Linked DNA regions of Homo sapiens: region 1 is linked to region 2. The links are chromatin loops, found by intact Hi-C in ENCODE. Cell type or tissue: A673. All regions are shown on one strand. Each heading gives the region's core, and the rest is flanking DNA. Links, peaks and the distances in the headings are about the cores only.

The links. Peaks named below come from ENCODE experiments on the same cell type or tissue, not always from the same donor. Only the 100,000 strongest peaks of a DNase experiment are listed, where the experiment ranks them.
Region 1: it touches region 2 in a loop (5-fold over the local background); 2 of 110 quality-filtered maps call a loop at or near these places.

The regions. Positions count from the first base shown.
Region 1 is chr18:48,346,251-48,357,734 of GRCh38, reverse strand. The region is part of intron 1 of ZBTB7C (zinc finger and BTB domain containing 7C); the gene reads left to right. It overlaps LOC124904352 (a long non-coding RNA gene), which reads right to left. Exons shown (of 3, transcript XR_007066457.1): 3 at 2,281-6,476. Among named protein-coding and RNA genes, the nearest start is that of ZBTB7C, 57 kb to the left of the region's middle. In A673, for the core only: no CTCF peak of the experiment used is centred there; a DNase peak (open chromatin) is centred at 6,024; H3K27ac peaks cover 1,431 bases.
Region 2 is chr18:48,296,237-48,307,720 of GRCh38, reverse strand. The region is part of intron 2 of ZBTB7C (zinc finger and BTB domain containing 7C); the gene reads left to right. Among named protein-coding and RNA genes, the nearest start is that of ZBTB7C-AS2, 50 kb to the right of the region's middle. RefSeq lists an enhancer at 11,048-11,484. In A673, for the core only: no CTCF peak of the experiment used is centred there; no DNase peak of the experiment used is centred there.

The DNA of each region.
Region 1 (11,484 bases), core at 1,890-9,889, 50 kb before region 2:
TTTTGGGGTGTTTGTTATTACCAGTCTACATGACTGGCTGGAGGAGGTGGGAGGCCCTGGTCAGGGTTGGGTGGGGCAAAGTTCAAATACTAGTGAGACCTTCCAGGAGTTCCCCAAAGCTCCTCACCTTGGCAGTCACCGACTGTGCTGCTGGGGAAAGGCAAATTGAGGAGTCCTACACTGCCCGGGGCACCTGGGGAGAATTCCTGGGCCCTCCAGCACCTAAACGACGCTGAGCGCTGAGCAGGCTTGTTTACTCCTCGGAGCTCTTCTTTGTCTCTGTTTCATTGTCACCTTTCCTATGTGTCAGGGAAGGGCTCCTGGGAGGGAGAGGTGAGGAAGTGTGAGCTCTGCGTCCCAGTTCCCAGCTGTGTTTCTCCCGGGCCTGGCTGAGCAAAATCAACAAGAAGGTGCAGTTTGTCTTTGTGGCATTCCTCCCTCCCCCTTCCCAGCCTCCAACAGGAGCACTGGCTTCTTGCTCTAACTTCCTCCTCCTGGCCACCCCCGACCTATTCTGCAGGTGGCCGTCTGCCTCCCATCAGAATCTATATGTTCTCTCACCCCTCTGGGACAGACCTTCCGGTGTGTTTCAAGGTGACAATCTGGTGATCTCATAGATTAATCTTAGCACATATGCTCATGGAGAATGCAGGCTGCCTCAGGGGATGGTTCATTCCTTCCCTGTGCCCTGAACTGAGCACAGTACTGTGGGAGGAGTCCTGTCTCAGGCCTGGTCCTGTCTCTAGTCCCTTCCAGTTCAGTGGGGGAGAAAGCAGGGCCACATAGGGCAGTGTTTAGAAGTTTAGTGTAGGATTATGTGTGTTAGGAACTGTGAGGGGGACCCAGGTGGTGGGTGCTGTGGGGGCTGAGAGGGTGGAGAGAATGCTCTGTGGCCTGGGATGGTCAGGGAATGCCAGTCACTCACTGCTTTGGGCCTCAGTTCCCTCATCTGTTAGATAATGCACGTCGGCCCATTGATCATTTCTTGAATTGTCCGATAAGAATGGCAGGGAGACTTGATCAACATCTGGATCCCCAGGTACTCCTAGCAATTCTGATTCTGTAAGTCCAGAGTGGCGCTGGGATCTGGCTCTTTATATCTGGTCTGACCTCCCTTCCTTACTCACTTCTGCCCTAGGAGATGGGATGCCAGGGGCTTTAGCCTGGGCAGACTGTGAAAAGGTGTGGGGACCTGGAGGAGGGCCTTCCTGTTGCCAAGTTCCTGAACACTGCCCTGCTTTGTGTTGGAAAAGCCCGTAGCACAGTTGGGGTGAATTGCTTGGTTGGGAGACAGGGACACTGTTAAACTCTACTTGGTTGCTGAATAATGTAACCACCCAGCTAGCAGGGCCCAGGGAAGGCTTGTTGAACAGGAGAGCCCTTTGGAGGAGCGCTGAAGCATCCTGGCTGCTCTGCGCTGTTGGCTGGCAACCTTGGCATGATAGCACTTCAGGCTGCATGGAGGCTTTCTGAGCGAGTTCACTTGGAGATGCCTGAGAAATACCTGGGGATGGGGTCTCTGTAACAGTCCGACAAGATGATGCCTGCCCCTTCCCTAGCTGGAAAACCCTGTTGAATAAACCCAGAAAGGATGTTGAGGATCCTATAACTCAGTGGGTCTCAAGCCTCATGCGCATCGGAGTTGCCTGGTGGGCTTGCCAAAACAGGTGCTGGGCCCCACCACCAGAGCATCTGATTCAAGACTTCTGGGGTGGGGCCCCAGAATGTGCATTTCTAGCAAGTTGCCTGTTGCTGCTGTGGATGCTGGCCCAGGAAAAGTTCACAGTAGAAAGCCAACGTGAACTTCTCAGCCCGCTCACCTGGGGTGTGAGGTCTTAGGACTCAGTCACTGCCCTCAGGGCATTTGTGCTCTGATTGGGGACCTACCCCCACCCACTCAGATCAAGAGAATGTGAAGCAGGGAGTGTCCAGTGCCTGAAGTGAGCTGCAGGTTCTAGGCAACAAAGAAATTGAGAAGAGGAAGGTTGCAGGGGTGCACGGGAGACTTCCTGAAGTGGAGGCTATGGATGAGGCAGCACATGGATTGCCATGCTGTGCACTGCACACACACAGCCTGGCATGAGCACGGCACCCACTGGAGTTGTGCAGTGCAGTGGTGCTGGTAAAGGAGCATGCTCAGGCCTGGGCTAGTGTGCAGGCTGGGAAGCCCCGAGCAGGTCTGCAGGATAGTGCGGAAGCGAATGGCTAAGTGGGGTTCCTAGGAGGGGCAGGAAGGAGAGCAGGCTTTATGGGAGCCAGAACGTGGAAGGTCTGGAGTGCTCGGGTGAGGAGTTCAGACTTTATTCCGTGGCGAACTGGGAACAAATCAACAGCAGTTTGGCTCCGCTAAGCAGACATCTGGAAATTGACTCTTTTAAATTTTGAAAAACAGATTTCCAGTAGTAGCTCATGGCTGGTCCGTGTGACATTGTTGTATCTCAGAGATCTCTCTGTTCCCCCATTACTGCCCTCCAGCCTCACTGGATTTCTTCCCCCACAGTCCTTGAAATTTCACAATGAAAGATTATTTCCTTTTGTTCAAAATACCGCCCTCTCCAAGAGGCTCATGTTATAAACCAGAGATGCCCAAGAAGGAAAGTAACTAACCTGAATGCACTGTGCTAGCTCACTGCAGGGGGGATTGGCATGGCTCTCTTCTCCAGGGCCCAGTAGGCTTTGATGAAGCTGCAGGCAGAGCAGGGAAGGGATGTCTGGCAGAGGTGGAGTACCACCATGTAGGGTCAGAGAGGAAGCAGGAAGTCAGAGTTGGTTCAGGGAAAGCCCTCCTCTGAGGTTTGGGCAACAAGAATGTTCTAGGGTGGTGTGAGGCCAGGAGGCCTGGAGCTGAGGGGCGTAGGAGGGCATTGGCGTGCTTGGTGGACTCCCAATGGCACAGCTCCGTTTATTCAGTCCCCTCTGTCTCCCTTCCTCTGCTGCAGATGTTGACTCAAGTATACCAGTGTGCTTGGACCAGCCCTGACACACCAGCCCTTTCCTCCCTGCCTAACTGGCTGCAGGGACTGGAATTGCTGTTGGATTTGCTGCCAGGAAGCAAGAAATATCCATGTCTCTCAAGTCAAGTTCCTGAGTCTAGTAGATGGATATGTTCTGAAAACCACATGAATAGAGAAGCTCTATTCATGTGGTATAAAGCTGGGATGTTACCTTGATGCCCCTTAAGGCATATTTGGGGATGGTGATGTGAAAAGTACATCTGGGGTGTGTCCTTTTACCAGGTGATTAATTACCTCCCTATTTTCCTGTTTCCAAGTCAAGTTTGTCCATATTGGATGGTCTGTGAGAACGATGTTCGTGCACGTAAAGACTCCAACAGGAGACTATTGTGAGCAAATTCCTTAATTGTGTTGATGTTGAGATTGATAAGGTCAGCCTAAGAAACCTATTTGTAAAGCTGGACACAGTGGTGTGCACCTGTCATCCCAGCTACTCTGGAGGCTGAGGCAGTAGGGTCCCTTGAGCCCAGGAGTTTGAGGCCAGCCTGGGCAACATAGTGAGACCCCATCTCTTAAACAAACAAACAAACAAAAACCACAAAACGACAAAAACCTGTTTGTTCAGGCCTCAAAGAAAGATGGAGTTTTGTGTGCAGATGTGAATTACAGGTGTATTCCCAAGCAGTGGCACCTGCAAAGGATGCTTTCGTTGAATGAGGATCTGAGAAACTGGAGGCCGATTTCTGCTACCAATTGAGTGTATTTTGTTCCACATAATTCATTGAAGTAAGGAAAATATGGCAACCTAAGGAGGTGATTTAGAGTAGAGGTAAAGTCTCTATCTCCCTCTCCTTCCCACCCTGCTGCAATGGAAAATGCAGGATGGCCCTTTGGACCCCCCTCCTGGGCCTCAGTCTTGGTGCTACCACTTCCACGCTGTGTGAGGATGGTGGGCAGCTCCTGCAGCCTTTCAGCTCCTCATCTGTGTGAGTATCAACCACGAGGTTATCATGAGAAACGTGTGGAGTGCCTGGAACCTAGCGTGTGCCATTGCAACCAGGCCAGCCCCATCCGGCTTTTCATGCTGTCACAAAGGATTGCCCCCGCCACCCCCAGAAAGGCCCTGAGAACCTTTTTCTGGAAATGCTTAGATCAGGGTCATTAAGAGGTTTTAACATCAGATGGGATTGGAGAATACTGGGGGACAGGGACTCTTCCTTAGCCCCACAATGGATAAGAGGCTGAGCCCAGGCTGCAGCCTGGTTTCTTGTCCTCAGATAAAAACTCTGACCACAAACTCCCCCAAACAGTGCCATGACAAGGAGACCAGGGAAGCTCATTTGTCAATCAGCAAATCCACGGATGGATTGAAGAAGGAGGAGGAATCAACAAATCCATAGAAAGACTGAAGAATAAGGAGGGTTTTCTGTACAGCCAGAGCTTGTGATTTTAGACAATGGAGGGTACATCTTGGTGTGGTAAATAGAATACTCTATTTGCAGCAGAAGACCTGGACATAGCTGTCACCTCAGCCCCTTGTTATTGGTGTGATTCTGGGCTGGAACTATCTGTTCCTCAGTTTTCACATCTGTAAATTGAGTATACATATCCATACCTATCTCCCAGAGTTGTTTTGAGGGTTAGGAGGTTACTGGATAGGAAAGCCCTATACAGGCTGCAAGACACTCTGAAAAAGCAAATGATGATTGTTACAACAGTTTCTATTTCTATATTGCTTTTAGGCTTCTAGAGAATTTTCTCATCTCCTTTCTGATTTAATGTAGAGCAGTAGTTGTGCAAGGCAGGCAGGGCAGATGATGATTCTCATATTCAGATATCTAAGGTTGATGGCCTGCCCAGGGCTACCACTGGTGCAGAAGTGGGGGACTAGGGGTGGAGTAACTTGGGTCCCAGCCCTCCCAACACAGTGAACACTGTGCTTTCCACAGAGCTACCCCCTGCGCCTTTCAGCTCACCTCCAACCTTGACATCATTTGCTCACCTGCTTGCACATCTCTTCTGTCCTGAACTTAGCCCAGTTCTGCTCTTCTGAGGGTTTTGTTCATGTGTAAAGTTGGGATCTTACCTTGATGCCCTTGAGGCATACTTTCATCTTCTGGACCCAGTGCCCCCAGGCTGCCCATGGACTGCCCACCCCAGTGCCTCCTCCAGCCTGCTCACCCTGGTCAGCATCCTGGGCCCTAGATTAATCCTTCCCCTGAGCCCCATCCCTGGCTGGCCAAGCAGATGAAGAGGACCACAGGGTGAGACTGTGCCTCCTCTTGGGGATGGGAACTTTCTGGAGGTGATGCTTTGCTAAAAGAGTGGATTCTAACAGTGGGCCTTTGGGGCCTGGGTGGCATTTTAGGACAAGAAGCCCTGTTGGAATACTGCGGATGCCCCCAGGGCCTGGCCCAGTGGTTAGCAGCCAGCAGGGCTGTGAGCACTTGGATAAGCTGGCAGGTGACACTGGCAAGGCAGGTAGTCACTCTGTTCCCTGAGCTCAGGTTCCTCTGCCTTCCAAACACGTGCCAAGAGCTTAGTGGGCATCCAGCATGGTACCATGTGCTGCCCCCAGAGTGCTCACAGTCAAGTGGCTGCCATGCCAGGTGACAGGCAAGTCTTCAGAGTCAAAGGTGCGAGGATGGGGTAAAGTACAAGTGCTCTAGGAACATGTTGTGTAAAGGCACCTGCGAGTCCTGGCCTGTAGGGTCAGGGAAGGCTTCCTGGAAGAGGGGACCCTTGAGCTGACCATGGGAGACCAGGCCAAGGCTAAATGGAGGTGAGGAAGGGGGCTGGGCAGAGGGTGGGGTATCTCTAGTTCCTGTCATCAGGGCTCTCAGGTTCACCTGCTGGGACTTAGCACTCCCCTCTGTCTGCTCCAGCCCCCTCCATGCTCTGTCAGAGGGAAATCTCCCCGAGGGTAGGATTCTGAGCTTGGCTTGCTGCCAAGGAGGGGCCAACAGTGCTGGTTGGTGAGGGAACGAGCACTCTTTGGGTTCCGTAGGCCTGGCTCTGGCTGCTGTGAAATCTTAATCAGTCACTGCTGTCAAAGGCTTCCTGTCTTCCTGAATAAGTGATTTAACTTATCTTTTAGATTGCAGTTGACTTCAGCACATAAAAGGCTCCTTCAAGTTGAAGCAACATCTCCACCAGGAATGGATTAAGAGCAGGAAAACGGCGTTTTTCTTAACACGGTGCAGCTGGGCCATTGGAAACCCAAATGCATTTGTTATCTCCTCTTGTAGCACATCCATGGCGAGAGGCCCTCCTTTTAGACAGTGGTGGTATACTTTCCCCACTGGGGAAACCAGTTGGCTTGCAAGCCTGTAGAAAGTCCGTGAGGGAGGAGAAGTTTGCTGGTTGAGACACCCAAAGCCACGGGTCTTTTAACACCTTTGAACTTGGGCCCTCCTTTGCTGGCTGCCGGCTTTGTCCTCCTCTCCACTCCTGCCCCGTCACCAACAAGAGTCCAGGGGATTTTGAGTGGCAGCAATCCTCAAGGGCTTCCTGGGTTCATCCCTGGAATAAACACGGGGGCAGCAGGGAGGGGTAAAGAAGAGGTGTGAGCCGTGGCTTCTCTGTCAAAAAGGGCTTCCATCTCGCACTCACACATGGCTTGGGGTGGGGAGTGTGTGTGTACATTAGTTCAGCTCTGTGAAGGGCCATTCAGCAGTAGCTGGGGAATTTTAATGCAGATGTCCTTTGGCCCATGAGTTCCACTTATATGAATTTATTCTACAGACATCCAGGCACATACAGGAAATGGTATACATACGAGATTGTTCACTGCAGTGTTGTATGTAAGACCAAAAGATTATAAACAACTTAAGAGTCCATCAGCAGGAGACTAGATTAATCAACTATAGTGCATCCACAGACTGGAAGGGTATGCAGCCATTAAAGAGAACAAGGATGCTTTTATATACGGATCCAGGACAATCTCAAGGGTGTTATGATAAAAACAAGTTGCAGAACAGTATTATGGTACTGTACCATGGGTGTAAAAATTATACATACTGCTATTGCTTTAGGCATAAAACCTCTTGGGATAGAAACACAAGGAAATGTTAACAGGGAGGGGAACTGGGTGGTGGGCGACAGGGGTGGAAGGGCACCTTTTCAATCTATAGCCTTTTATGCCATTTGGGTTTTGAACAATGTGAATGTATTTGTTATTTGTGGTTGGCAGGAAATGGCCTCTCCAAAATGTCCACACTCAAATCCCCAGAACCTGTGAGTATGTTGCCTTATGTGACACAGGGGCTTTGCAGATGGGATTAAGGTTATAGATACTGAGATGGGGAAATTATCCTGGTTTATCCAGATGTGCTCAATCTAGTCGCATAAGCCCTTAAAAGCAGGAACCTTGCCTGGCCGTGGTCAGAGAGGGAGACGTAACTACGGAAGAACCTTCAGAGAGATGCTATGCTTCTAGCTTTGACGATGGAGGAAGGTGCACCAGCCAAGGAATGCAGGCAGCCCCTGGAGGCTTGAAAAGGCAAGGAGATGTTCCTCCCTAGAGCCTCCAGGAAGGAATACAGCTAAGCTGACACCTTGATTTTAGCCCAGTGAGACCCTTGTCAGACTTCAACCTCCAGAACTGTAAGATAATGAATTCATGTTGTGTAAACCACTAAGGGTGTGGCCATTTGTTACAGCAGTAATAGAAAGCTAATATTCCACTCAAAACAATAAACAAAGAAAACAGTTTTTAAGAGTCCCAGTCTAGTTAGAGTGGGACTCAGCACATGCACTGAGGAAACGCACTCATTTCAGTGTAGTGCCGTGCAGTGCAGCAGACTGTCAATGCTGTGGGACATAGCCCTGTTTATGAAGGGCAGGTGGCATTCCCATTACAGGCCAGGCACTGTGCTAGGTGCAGGGGCCACAAAATGAAGAAAATGTAGTCCCCATCCTGGGCTGAGTTTTGCAGTCTCTCTCCCCCTCCCTTTAAAACTGCCCTCCAGGATGCCAGTACTGTGTACCCCCACTGCATGGCCTCTGTTAAATGTGGAATTTCTAGGCCCTTTGCCATCTTGGGCCCTAATGGACCAGACTTTAGCTCATTCCCCTGCGTGTGGCTGGCCAACTAGTCTGAGTGGTGGTAGGGCTGGAGGATCTACCACCTCTGGAAAAGCTTGATTCTACTTTAAACTTTCCTCCTCCAGCGTTTAGCATGGACATCATTCATTTCAGCATCACTCCAAGATTGGGTGACTCAGGGTCTCTGCCTTTGGAGCTGTGTGCCCAGCCTCCTCTCACAAGACCACACGCCCCCTTATGTAGGGATCTGCTTTATTCATTTGTCAATGTGTCATCTCAACAGGACAGAACATATTATAGGGACTCCCTAAAACACATATGCAGCCTCTATAGTTTGCATCTGGTGGTGCTAGGTGGGCATTAGGCAATATGCAAGAAACTAATCAAAAAAAGATGCAGACTTGAACTTGGTCTTCTTGATGTAAAGAGAAAATTTATCATTGCTCTTCTCTGACATTTCTTTCATCCATGCCCATTTCATATTGGAAAATATACTGAGGGGAAAAATGTTTTCCTCCTTTAGTCCTCCCTCCCCTGATGGGTATGGCCAGGATGCTGTGACCTTTCAATTTGAAGGAGCCACTGAGCAAGCTGCTAATAGGTCCTGCCAGCCACCAGCCAGCCAGCACCATGCCTAGGGCTGCATTAAAGCCCCCTTGACCCTGTGGCCCCTACTGTGCTCTTCTGCCACCTCCTTGCCCCTCCCCCAGCTTCCATGCCTCCCATCTGTCCCTCAGGGCTTTTTCCCTTGGCCAGATGCATGTGTGTGTGTGAGAGCAGAGGGGCAGCAGGCACAGCCAGGTGATGCATGTCCACTCAGGAACTCTTGGAAACCGGCCCTCCCCAGGGGAATGACCTCACTGGCACTCTTAGCCTCTATGGCAGATCAGGAGCTGTGTTTTTTGTTTGTTTGTTTTTGATACAAAGTCTAGCCTTGTCACCCAGGCTGGAGTGCAGTGGCACGATCTCAGCTCACTGCAACCTCTGCCTCCCAGGTTGAAGCTATTCTCCTGCCTCAGCCTCCCGAGTAGCGGGGATTATAGGCATGTGCCACCACGCCTAGCTAATTTTTGTATTTTTAGTAGAGACAAGGTTTCACCATGTTGGTCAGGCTGGTCTCGAAGTCCTGACCTCAAGTGACCCTCCCACCTTGGCCTCCCAAAGTGCTGGGATTACAGGCATGAGCCACCACTCCTGGCCTGGAGCAACATTTTTATTTGTGAGATAGCAGGATCCTCTGGAACAAAACAGTCAGGCAGTCATGGTCCTTGCCCTAGTGGGGAACTGTGGACTGCAGGGAAGTGTGGCAGTGAAGAGGGTTCACTTTGGAATGAGGTAGGTGAGGATTTGTATCCAGGCTCTGCCTTTATAAACTGTGTGACCTTGGCTGCTTACCCATTGTAAGCCTCAGTTTACTCATCTGTAAAATTGGGAGCTAGACTCGGACCTAGGATGACATCAGGGATGTATAAAGCTGGGGTTGAATTCTAAATCTGAACTTGCCTTCTGCTCTGGCTCCTATGACGGCATCAACTCCTAACAGTGTGTAACATCCCCACCCCTCCACCCTGCAGGTGGCAAAGTGGAAGTAGGTGCCAACTCAAGGGCAGGGTTGTTGTGATGACTGCAGTGAGTTAGCCTTGGAAAATGCCTGGCTCTTGGTAGTTATTATTTTGCAAGGCTCATGCTATTTTACAGTCTTGGCTCATGTCATTGCTACCATGCTGCTCCCTGGGGCAGGCCAACAGGGCTGTGGGCTCACAGAAACCTCTGTACCTGCCTTCCAGGCCTCCTCAGCCCTGATTCCTGCCTTTTTGCATGTTGACCTCAGTGTCTTGCAAACCATTTCCCACCCTGGTCTCAAGGTGACTTCGGTGTTTCATCCCCAGAACCTCCCTTCCATGTGGCTGGAGCCTGGCCTTTTCATAGGTATTAACATCTCTCAGAATGGCCTACCTCCCTGCTGGAAAACTCCAATTCTCTTTTGTGACCACAACCTCCAGGCTCTTTGCTGGTTCCATCCCTGAGCAGGGAGTTCAGATGTTCCAGTGGAATCTTGGTAGGGTTGGTGAGAAAGCAGAGGTTGGCTGGGTCAGGTAAGGGAAGAGGCTGCCCACCCCATAGCATGTGAAGCCTTGGTGGAAGCTGGTGTGCCCAGGGGCCCAAGGCAGAGGCAGCAGGGTGAGGATTCATGCTGCTTGACGGGGAGAGGAGGGAGTGGGTGCACACGTGTTGCTCTGCCAGTCAGTTCTGCGTCTGAGGAAGCCTGCCTCTAACCTCCTGCCTCTGGAGGGCTTCCTAGGGGAAGCAGGGAAAAGAAAGCCTCAACTGAGGAATTATGGTATCTTTTATGGGAAAAAGCAACAGGCAAGAGCATATTGAAATTTGGGGATCACGGCTGGGAGTGGTGGCTCACGCCTATAATCCCAGCACTTTGGGAGGCCGATCACTTGAGGTCAGGAGCTTGAGGGCATGGTGGTGCGTGCCTGTAGTCCCAGCTACTTGGGAGGCCGTGGCAGGAGAATGGCTTGAATCCAGGAGGAGGAAGTTGCCGTGAGCCTGGGTAACAGAGCGAGACTCCGTCTCAAAAAAAAAAAAAAAAAAAAAAAACAAACAAAAACTGGGAATCACTCTATAGAAAAGGGTGATGCTGGCCCAGCGTGGTGGCTCATGCCTGTAATCCCAGCACTTTGGGAGGCTGAGGCTTGTGGATCATGAGGTCAGGAGCTCGAGACCAGCCTGACCAACATGGTGAAAACCCATCTCTACTAAAAATACAAAAATTAGCCAGGTGTGGTGGCGCGTGCCTGTAATCCCAGCTACTCAGAAGGCTGAGGCAGGAGAATCACTTAAACCCGGGAGGCAGAGGTTGCAGTGACCCAAGATCCCACCAGTGCACTCCAGCCTGGCAACAGAGCAAGACTCCATCTAAAAAAAAAAAGGAAAAAGAAAAGGGTGATGATGCTAGGGATGTAGAGTTGGAGTGAAATTCTAAATCTGATTTCACTTTCTCATCTGGCCTCCGTGGTTGGTCAGCTCCTCTGATGGTCTGTTAGCCCCGCTCTGGGGAAACCAGCCATTGAGACAGAAGGAAGCAGCGCCCAGTGACACTCTGCTTACCCAGAGACCAGCCTGCAAGCAACCTCTCCTATCCAGAACACAGACACAGATGGCAAAGTCAGGTAAAAGGGCCTCTGGTTAGCAAAAATGGCTAAAGCCTGGCACCTTATTTCCAAGAACACCCCTGCCCCCACCCTCACTCAGAACCCTGGGTTGCCCAGCCTTGGGGGAACCCATGTTCTGCATTAGAGGTACAGGAAGCGGCTTGAGGCAGGTGTTCTCAACCAGGGCATGACTCATGGGAGACTGACTATGAGGAAGGGGTGGATAGAAGAAGAAAAGCAGAGAGACAGAGACAAATGCTCAGCATGGCAAAGAGCCTTGTGCTGGTGGCAGAGGGTCAGCAAGACAAGGTTCAGTCATG
Region 2 (11,484 bases), core at 2,166-10,165:
GCCTGCCACCACGCCCAGCTAATTTTTGTATTTTTATTAGAGACGGGGTTTCACCACGTTGGCCAGCATGGTCTCGATCTCTTGACCTTGCCATCCACCCACCTTGGCTTCCCAAAGTGCTGGAATTACAGGGGTGAGCCACCGCACCCGGCCAGAGGTGGGTTTTAAACAGCATTATACATTGCTTAGAAGGCTCTGACAGCAGTAAATACCATGATCATAAGTCGTCTAGCTGGAAGTGCTCAGGTCTAAGAGTCTGGGACTTGGTAGCCCATCTTGGCATGGGCCCTGACCAGTCCCTGGCCTGGGCAAATCCTTTTCAGCTAGGAAAGGAAGTTCTGTGATTCCAACCTGCCATCTTTGTAGACAAAGTTTTGACAGTTTATGGTGACAGTGTGAGAAGTAATTAGTTGTCTTGTGCCTTTGGGCATATGAGGAGGCTACTGGCTCTTCAAGCTCAGAGTCGTAGAACACGGAGCCTGGAAGGGGACATAGCATTCATCAGCCCTTAGTTTTATAGTAGTAGAAACTGAGGCCCTGGAGGTCCTGGAATCTGCCCCAAGTCGAGTTTGTATTAAGGCAGGCAGCCCAGCCTATTGTTGGAGGCTTACCATATAATTAATGGGATTTGGAGCAATTACAGGGACAGTAAAGCCCCTCATTTGTTTCTCATGCCAGGCATGAGATTCCTTAGGAGGGTGGAGTGGGAGAGTGGAGGGAAGGTGGTAAGGAGGTGGCAGATAGTTGGCAGATCGTCTCTTGCCGGGCCTGCTCCGTGGAACACTGGCTAACATTTTTACACTGTGTGCCTCAGAGAATTCCGATGCAAAGGGCATATCTGTTTTAAGTACCCACCTATTTTTCCTTTGGGGATAATTCTTGTTGGGTTTTAATCTAGGCTTTAAAGAACCTGCTTTTTTGTTTTGTTTTGCTGTCAGCACCACGTAAAAGGTAGGCATCGTTCTAGGGAGGGATAGCTGGGCTCTGACCCCATACCTGGGGACAGTTCCTGAGCTCAGCTACATATTCACTTGTAGGAGAAGAGGAGAGGACAGAGATTTGTGTTGTGATAAGAAGATAAGCATATTGGACAGATGATTGACAGCTATATGGAATTCTATATGGAAGTCAGAGCCTAGTAAATTCCAGGTACCTGAATACTGGACTGTTCATTAATTCAACAAATATTTATTGAGCATCTAATATTTCTCACTGTGCTAACTGGAAATACAAAAAGTTTTGGAGACTAGCGGTGATATGGTTGCACAACACTGAGAATGTACTTAATGTCACTAAACTGTACACTTACATATGTTTAAAGTGGTAAATTTGATGTTGTGTATATTTACCACAGACACACACAAAAGGTAGCAAAACAGAATTGGGTCCCTTCTTCCAGGAAGTAGCTGGTGTTCTGCAAACTCTCCCTAACTGTGGCTGAGCCTGGACCATGGGTGTTAATGATCACAGTGGGAGTCACGAGGAAATCTTACCCAGAGCAGGCTGAGGAGAGATCACCCACCCTCAGCCCATTAAAGGAGGTGTCTACATAGCAGAGGGTGCTGACTGTCAAATTTCTTGCTAAAATGTGATTTTGAGATGTTGCCTGCATAGGGAGTGTGCTCAGGTTTGAATTTCTGTTTGGAACTAATGTTTGTTCACAGACATTTGCAGGTGTGAAAACCTTGGCGGTTGCAATCATGGTGACACCTTGAGCTCAGGCTCTGTTTGTTTGTATTTTTTCTTTTCAGGATGTTTCTGAGCATTTCTCTTGCAAAAACTTCAGTGAGCTCGGGCTACATAGCATCATCCTTGGCTTCCTTCATGTTTCCTGTGGGCTGGCCACCAGTGGACATGCCACCCTTGGGGCTGAGGGGAGTAGGCAAGTGACCTGAGCTCCCTGAGCCTCTGGGCAAGTGACTTGAGCTCCCTGAGCCTCAGTTTCTCTGTCCATACCAAATCCTTAGGAGGTCTAAGCACACATGATGGAGGGTGAAGTATTTAGCCACAGGTCTGATGTTCATCCACTCTCCCTAACTGTCAGCTTGGAGTATTTCCACTTACTTGGGCATTAGCACATCATGTCTTACAGGTAATAATGCATTATTACCTAACATCTTCCCATGTTACTATTCTCTCCACTTGGATTCTATAGCACCCAGGAGGGGTATCACCTCCTAGTATGTCTGACGTGTCTCACGCGGTGCTGGGCACTTGGTAGATGCTCAGCAGATATTCAGTGATTATGCATAGTTTGTTCATAAAGCTACGGTCTGGGCAGTATTTCCCAGGATAGAACTTTAGCTTGCCCGCAGCAAAGCCCAACTCCAGGTCCCTGAGCAGAACCATCCTGGGGACCTGACAGTCCCACGTAAATCACAGATTCCTACTCACTATTTAACCTTTTGTTTTGGAACCGTAGCTCTGGCCTCTTCAGAAGGTCTCAGGTATGGATGGCTGGGTCACCCAGCAACAGCCACGCAGATAATTACACGGATTTCAAATTGTTCCCCACTTTATGTCCTCAAAGCAATTTCAGAATCAATTTGAGGTTTGACAGGGAACAGTGGAGGTCTCGCAGGCCTGGAATGGCGTGCTGGACCTACTTAATGCTCGTTATAATTCCAGTGGCAGGCCCCGCGCACCTGGGGAGCAGGGGCGCTGTCCTCTCTTGCAATTCAGGAAGAAAATCAATCAATCAATGAGAGCACAGCTAATTAAAGGTAACAAAGGCTCGAGGCACCTCAGCCCTCCCTGCAGAGTCAGGCCTGTTCAGCACTAGTAGGAAAACCAGGCTTGTCTCAAACAGAATTAAAATGAAGTCAAGGTGTCAGAAATCAAATCTAACAAGGCTATCTTTTTTTTTTTTTTTTTTTTTTGAGGTAGAGCCTGGCTCCCATTGTGCAGGATGGAGTGCAGTGGTGTGATCTCGGCTCACTGCAACCTCCACCTCCCAAGTTCAAGCGATTCTCCTTCCTCAGCTTCCTGAGCAGCTGGGATTACAGGTGTGCGCCACCATGGCAAGCTAAGTTTTGTACTTTTTTCTGAGACGGAGTCTCACTGTGTTGCCCAGGCTGGAGTGCAGTGGTGCGGTCTTGGCTCACTGCAACCTCCGCTGCCCGGGTTCAAGCGATTCTCCTGCCTCAGCCTCCTGAGTAGCTGGGATTACAGGCACCTGCCACCATGCCTGGCTAATTTTTGTATTTTTAGTAGAGACAGGGTTTTGCCATGTTGGCCAGGCTGGTCTCGAACTCCTGACCACAGGTGATCCCCCACCTCGGCCTCCCAAAGTGCTAGGATTACAGGCATGAGCCACCACGCCTGGCCAAGGCTATCTTTTTTTAACAACAGGTGTGTCCCCCACATTGGTGTGAGGAACGCCTTCCTAGGGGCAGTCTTGAAGTGGATTTAGATGGTTACTCTGGTCTCAGTAAAGTAATACAACTGGAAAAAGCACTTGAGGCTATCCCTGTTTTGTGATTGGGGGTACACCAGGTGCAAGGTACCCCTCATAAACTGGATCAGAACATTAGAAGCAGGCAGCTGGGCTTATGCTCTGTGTGTGGGGCCCCTGCACATAGAGAGGCCATGGAGTATGATGGTTAAGGTGTGGGCTCTGGCCCAGACCCCCTGGGTTCATTCCTGGCTTTGTCACCCACTTGCCAGGGGACCCTGGGCTGGTCGCTGCAAGGTCTTCATCTGCAAGATGGGGGTGGTCGTAGCTCCCACCTCTGGAATCTTTGGAAGATTACATGAGTTAGCGCTTGTTAAGGGCTTAGAACAGCACCTGGCACAGAGTAAAGCCTTGCTACTCTTATCACAGAACCATTTCCCTAACAAGGGAACTGGTAAAACTATCCTTGACTTTGCAAGAAGTGAGATAAGTTTATTTTTGGTTTCACCTTGAAAAAGGGATATGGAGACCCAGAGGGGTGAGTTAACCTAAGTTCACAGAGCAAAGTGGAAGTGGGGCTAAGCCTGGAGTCAAGGCCCCATCACTGCTTGGACCAAGTGCCATCTGAGTTGTGGAGCTTATCCTTGGCCTACCTGGCCTCTGCCCAGCCTATTGCTCCCCTCCACCCAGCCACCCCAGGCTCCAACCTTCTTCTAAGCTTTTCTCGGATGTCTTCCACCCCATCTCTATTCTTATGGCCATGATAAACTCAAAGCCTCATCTTTTGTGGAGTAGTTTGTATTTGATAGTGTTAACACCTTATGCTAAAGGAATGAACTTGTAGTGTCAGGAACCTGCTCACAAGTTGGGAGGCATCTGGGGAGGCAGAGAAAGTCCTAGGCCCTTGCTGTCACACCATATAGCATTTGGCCTACTTCCCACTGACCCTGTCTTATAGATAGATTCTGGAGATAAAAAGGAGCCCCTGAGTCTCATCAGAGGGAGGTTGGGGAGCCTTGGTGATTCTCAGGGATCACTGCCTGCTTTGGCTCTTCGCCTTTTGTTTTGGGAACCTTTGACTGTTATGACTGGCTTACCTTCTTCTGGCTCCTCCACTCTCATGAGAGATCAAGTCAAGGAGCAAGACAGAAACAGTGAAGTCATTGGCTATTGAGGTGCACAGAAGTCAAGAAATTCCAAGCTGTGTCCTCCACAGAAGGTGCAAATTGGTCTTCTTGCATGGGTGCACATTAAGCACTCCCAGTAATAGGGAAGCGAGGGAGGGGAGACAGAAGCTTTGGCAGCCTGGCCTGCTGGAACTGCTGGTCCAATGCCGCTTCCATCCTCCCCTGTCTTGCATCATTCCTAGCACTGTGAACGCTAATGGGACTAAAAGCTTCAAAAACCAGAGACTGCATTTGGATTGTGGGCCCTGGGGTTGCAAAGTGGGGCTGGTTCCTGATGACTTCAAGCCAGAGGATGCAGCAGCACAGAACTGCAAAGAAATGGTTTCCAGACACCTGCCAGCTCCTGGTTTTCCCAGGACTTGCTTAGCTGCCAGCAAGACTGGAGTCAACTATGGACTATGGTTTTTGGGGGAAAGGCCTTTGTGGAGGGATGTTGTGAGAACCACATGAGAAGTTCAGGTTCAGACTCAAATATCTAACTCCAGCCAATCTGTGCTGGTGCACCACATAGAGCGTGGACGTCGATCCGGCCTGACTTAGCTAGCTCTCTATTGAACATGCTGTGCAATGAGAAAAATTATTTTGCCTGCTGGTGTTAGTGTTCTCTGAGGGGAGGAACTGCTTTCATTTAAGAACTACCTTGATAGGTCATTTGGGTGAGAAATGAGGCCTTGTGGGCATGAGTAGAAAGAGAAAAAAAATTATATATAGAGAGAGCTCTTCTGTGTAAATCTGTGCAGGAATTGCAGTAAAAAGGGAGAGAAGGTGGACTCGCTTGAAGGCTGGGATTGAGTTAGTGGAAATGGCCAAGGGAAGTCAAGGAGCAGGAGCCGTCAGCTCTTCAGTTTAAAGTATCTGACAGCCCTATCCTCTCCTGAAGCCAGACTCCAGGGGCGTCCACTCTCCTCACTGGCCTGTGTGTCCCTTTCTGGGGAATGGGGAGGAACCTAGGAGAAGGGACTGGGGCTTCTGCACAGGGGATTATAGGACAGAGTTAAAAGCCAGCGTCAACTCCTGGAGAAGGGAAGGAGAATTCTGCAGAAGCCAGAGGTAATGAGAAATACACCCCCCTGAGAATTTGCAGACATCGTGGGGCTGGGTGTGGGCTTTCCTAAAAGCCGGGGAGTGGCAGTTGTTACCCATCTTCTAGGTGGGAAAGGAGCTGGTTTCCAGATGCTTCCTGAAGACTCTCGCCTTTATGTCCCTGAGGTCTGTCCATCAGAGCGCTGCTCTAGCTGACCCTGCCTGCTGGCTGGTCTCCAGGCTGGGCTGTGGCCTTCCTTGCCCTGGGGAGCTATGGTGAGAACCTCTGCTTGCTGCTTCATCCCCAGTTCCTTCAAGACAGCAAAGACCTTGCAATTAAAAGTAGAGACTCACCAAGAAAAGTCAACACAATCTGATATCTGCAGAGAACCCCCAATGCCTCTCATCCAGCTGTGCATCTCATCAGTCATTTTCGGTAGTGTCCATGACAGACAGCCACTAGCCTCGCTTAAATATTCCCAGTGCCCGTAGGCTCACTATGTTGGCTAGTGACAATGCCACTCTCACATAACTCGGCTGGGAGGTTCTTTGTGAGATGGAGCCACAGTCCATACCCACTCCCCCACTCCTCCCTCAGCCCCCTGCTGAGGTACTTACCATGGCTTGCTATTTATTTTGAGATGGAGTCTCACTCTGTCGCCCAGGCTGGAGTGTAGTGGTGCGATCTTGGCTCACTGCAACATCTGCCTCCTGGGTTCAAGCAGTTCTCCTGCTTCAGCCTGCTGAGAAGCTGGGATTATAGGCGTGTGCCACCACACTCGGCTAATTTTTCGTATTTTTGTAGAGACAGGGTTTTGCCATGTTGACCAGGCTGGTCTCGAACTCCTGACCTCAGGTGATCCCCCCACCTCAGCCTCCCAAAGCGCTGGGATTACAGACCATGCCTTTTTACTCTGGCTCCTTTTCCCTGCACAACAAATAGCCCTTCTGGAGTGCCTGTGGCCACCTTTCTTATCCTTTGAGTTCTCTTCTGGCTGAACATCTGTCCCTCTCCCATCTTCTCATCTGTCACAGGTGCCTGGGTGCCCAACAACAGACTAGTAATGGCATTCCTCACTCACAACTAGTAACTCAACCTTACTGAGTCCTCAGAGGGCATTTTCAGTGGATGGTCAAATAGGCAGTGTCTTTTACTTTCTGAAAACCTCCTAAAAGCCAGGCCCAGCTGTGCCTGCCCACATCCTCTTGGAGGTACATTCTCAGCCCAGGAAGGCCTTTGCTTTGCAGCGAAGCCGTCCTATGGGCTTCTGATGCACTCTGCCCTGGCAGTGTCCTTCTCGTTGTCCCCTTGCTGTGCTCCTGGCCAGCCCTGCCTGTCTGCTGCCTCACAGCCATGTTCCAGGCATGTCTGTTTATGGGCAGGGCAGCCACTGCCTACTTGTGGAGGTTTGAAAGGAACAGGGGCTGTCCTCTTCTGCCTTTCTTCCCGGCATTTTTTTTGCCATTCATTTCCTGTCTGCATGTCTTTTGTCACTTGCACCTCCTCCTGGCCCCGCCCCTCTAGCTCTTCCTCTTCTAGGGAGCCTCCCTGCTTGGTATCTGTAGCAAGAGTAAAAAAACGACCTGGCTGGGGCCAAGGGACTTCACCAGCTGTGTGGACTCAGGACTTGTTTCCTCAGCTGCAAAATGAGGGTGGAATCGGATGCCCAGCTCCACCAGCATATGGTTTCCACTTTGGACAGAAACTTCTGTTTTCCTATTCCAGAGGCTACAAACTCCCTGCTAGTAAAGCTCTGTTTCACAAGGGAGACCACATTCACAACTCATCTGCCTGGGGGAGATGATTGATATACCCTGGAACTCATGAAAAACCTAGCCAAGTGTTCCTACCTCTGGCTTCACCTTCAGATCACTTAAGGAGCTTTTAAAATATACTGATGCTTGCACCCCACCCCGAGGGAGTCTGATTCAGTTGGACCTGGGTGGGGCTCAGGCATCTTCATGACACTGATACAGAATGAAGTTAGAACCTCCGCTCCTGGGCCCTGCCACAAGCTTTGCTACTTGAAGTGTGGTTCTCAATGCAGTAACAGCAGAAATGCAGAATCTTAGGCTTCACCCCAGACCTCCCAACTAAAGTGTGCATACTAACAAGGCCCCAGGGGATTCCTATGCCATTTGTCATTTGGGGAGCTCTGCTTTTGCCCTGTAAGTGGTCTTTGAGGATTCCCTTAGCTTATACTATCTGTTTTTCATAAGCAACCACAAATCCATTTTGGGGATAAATGTGGCATAAAAAATTGTATCCAATGTCAGATGATATTAACTTGCAGGAAAATAGATGTCACATCTACTCATGAGCCATTTTCACTTCACTTCCGTGAACTCTCTCTCCCCACAGGGCCTTTGCACATGCTGCGCTCTGCCTGGCATATTCCCATCCTCCTTCAGCCTCTTCATCCTCCCTTTCCCCTGGCTGTTTCCTACTCACCCACAGCTGGACTGGCCTCTGGGAACTGGTTTTTGTCCAGTCTGCATCCTTTGCCACTCTCATCTCCCATCCACGACTCCCTGTGTCTCCCATGCCTTGGCCCAGGTGAGGTGGGGGCAAGAACCAGGTTGAGTTATGAGAAGATCCAACTGCAAAGTTCAGTTTCTCTCTTCACTTCCTTTGTTACTTCCCCTCATTTTCCTCATGTTTATGCAAGAAGAGGCTAAGAATATACCTTTTCTGTTCTCCCTTCGGTGGATGTTGTGATCAAATGGAGAAACAGATGCCTTCTAAAGTATGAAGAATCCACAGAATGTCATGATGGTTCTGGAGGCAGGAGAGGGAGCTGCAAGGATGTCATGGGTGTGAGGACAGCATGGCCCTCTTGCCCAGTAATTATGGGGATAAGTTTTTTTCCCTGCATGAGTGTTGAGCATTAAATGTGTGGAAAGAGTCATAGCTCCCAGACCCAAGAGTACCTTTCCCTCTCCTCCAGGCCTCTCCCTCTGATTCCTGTTACCAAGTGATGCCCTCCCATTTCACTATTTTCTGCTCCTGATGCTGCCCTGGGCCCCTAGCTTCCACCCCATCAGGGTTGGGACCTCTGTGGGTGCCTCTTTGAGGTAGGACAGGACTGGGCGCTTGTGTCTGTGCCTTAGAGGAGAATATGGTGAGGCTACGTAGGAGGGCCTGGAAGGCTTCTGTGCAGCTGACCACTGCCTAATTCTGAACTCCCTGGACAGGTGACAAAGAAAGATGTGATGCACACATGCCCTGGATCACTGCTGTGCTCTGCTGTTCTTCATTCCATAGATAGCTTCTGATGAGAACCCAAGTGCTCCAGGATGGATCTGCAGAGCCCAGAGGAGACTGCGAACTAGGTTACAAGCAGAGAAAGGGGCCAGAGCAGGGCCAGACACTGGCCTACCCTGCTGAGGGAGACTATACCCCAGAGGGCTCCGGTGGGTCAGCCTGCTGGGCACCCTGAGCCACTGGCCCCTGGGCTCCTGTCTCAGTTGCCTTGGTTGGAAATGTTGAATGTGGGGCTGGGACTATCACCAAAGTGCATGAGTGGTAAGGATGTGGCATTGGTCTGGGCCATCAACAGGGAGGGGAAACTGTGGGGACAGAGCAGCTGGGTAGAGTGCCAAGAAGCATGGCTGGATGTGTCCCTATGTGGAGGTGGGCGTCAAGATGGGGCAGCCTTAAACAGCCAGGTATAGCACTAGATGGCCTCCAGAGCCCAGCCCACTCCATGAGTGCCCACTGTCATCTTCCCTGATCAGAAAAGGCCTGTGCCCTCAAAGGGAAGGACAGGGGGCAGGTCTGTCCCCAGGAGGACAAGTAAGGCAGCCATCAACTCACACTTTTTTTTTTTTTTTTTTGAGACAGAGTCTCGCTCCATTGCCCAGGCTAGAGTGCAGTGGCTCGATCTTGGCTCACTGCAACCTCCACTTGCAGGGTTCAAGTAATTCTCCTGCCGCAGCCTTCCGAGTAGCTGGGACTACAAGCATGTGTCACCATGTCTGGCTAATTTTTTGTATTTTTAGTAGCGATGGGGTTTCACCATGCTGGCCAGGCTGGTCTCAAACTCCTGACCTTGTGATCCACCTGCCTCAGCCTCCCAAAATGCTGGGATTACAGGCGTGAGCCACTGCGCCCGGCCTCAACTCACAGTTTTACTTTGATATTAGGACACTCAGTGACTGCACAGACAAGAGGTGGAGTTTGCATTTCATAACTACCATAGGCATATAATGTGTGACACAGGCCATACCCAAATGAAGGCACACATTTTCATACAGGACCACCTCAGAGGCAGCAAAAAGCCTGACCCAACCCAAGTAACATTTTATCCTCTTAATGAGCGTGTAAACAGAAGGAGACTTCATGAAGTTCATGTTTCTGCCTTCCTGCAGGGACATTAGCAGGCATTGATTTTTAACCGTGATGTATGGCACTTCTGACTGAAGGGGACAATGCCATTTGGGAGTCTGTGAGGTTTAAGACGTTCTGCAGTTGCCCGGCACTGCAGCGCTGCCAAGCCCTGCTCTAATAGCACCTAATTTGTTAGGGTAACAGGGAAATGGCTGTGATTGCTGCCATGTTCCAGACGAACATGGCAGCACATCCCACCCAGCACTGCTTCCCTTTGGGTGGAAGTAGAATGGGGGAGAGAGAGGGACAAGTAGAAAAGTCAGAGGCAATGAACAGCCGATGCATGACAGAGCCTCTCTCCAGGGAAGGGCAGTGGGGAGTGGGACCAGAAACGGGCCCTCAGGGACTTCTACCGTGTCTATAAGAGTCTATACAAACAAAATCCAAAGGCAAACACAGCATACTACTAAGATATGACGATGCTGGGTGGGGTTAAAGGATGTTTGTTATGTAAGTCACCATATGTCAATACTTTTGAAATATTTTGTAATTAAACAACAATGTAAAATAAAAAATAAATCCAAGGTCCAGGGCATCTTGGGTAGTAAGCCACTCTTTGTGTAGGAGAGAGAGCACTCTAGAACATGCGGGCATATGTGCTGCGTGTCTCTAGACCAGCAGCCCCTAACCTTTTTGGCACCAGGGACTGGTTTCGTGGAAGACAAATTTTCCACAGACGGGGTGGGGTGGGGGAAACTGTTCCACCTCAGATCAACAGGCATTAGTTAGATTCTCAGCTGGGACTACAGGTGTGTGTCACCATACCCGGCTAATTTTTGTGCTTTTAGTAGAGACGGGGTTTGGCCATGTTGCCCACGCTGGTCTTGAACTCCTGGACTCAAGCCATCTGCTCACATGCATGGTTCACAATAGAGTTCGCGCTCCTGTGAGACTCTCATGGCTCTGCTGATCTGAAAGGAGGTGGAACTCAGGCAGTAATGCTGGCTCCACCCGCCGCTCACCTCCTGCTGTGTGGCCTGGTACCTAACAGGCCACCCGCCACTACCAGACTGTGGCCCCGGGGACTGGGGACCCCTGCTCTAGACAGACTCATAGGACATGTGTGTCATAGGACACGGCATTGGGAGAGCACCCGAGACTCGGGAACGTGCTGTGGGAGAGGAGCTTCTTTTCACTATGTGGCCTTGAAGGTTTTTGGGATGCTCCATCGTGTGCCTGTATTACCTAATTTTTAAAAATAATGTAATTAGTTTCCAAGACTTCAGAAAAGACAAATAGAGATGGGAGAGGAAAACAAAAGGAGACATCTTAAAGGAAAATAAAAAAGGAGATGAGGAGAGAAGAGCCTCTTGAAATGCTAGGACTCAGCCTTAGGCTTGGTGGTGAGGGTTAGCGGGGACCACTAGAGGCTCCCGAGTGAGGAGCCCTTTCTGAGAGCAGATTTCTGAGGGCACAGAAAGGGAGCCTAGAGGAGGAGGCTGCCACCCTGCCTGGCACAGGGTTCCATGGGATGCCCCCTCCCCATCCTG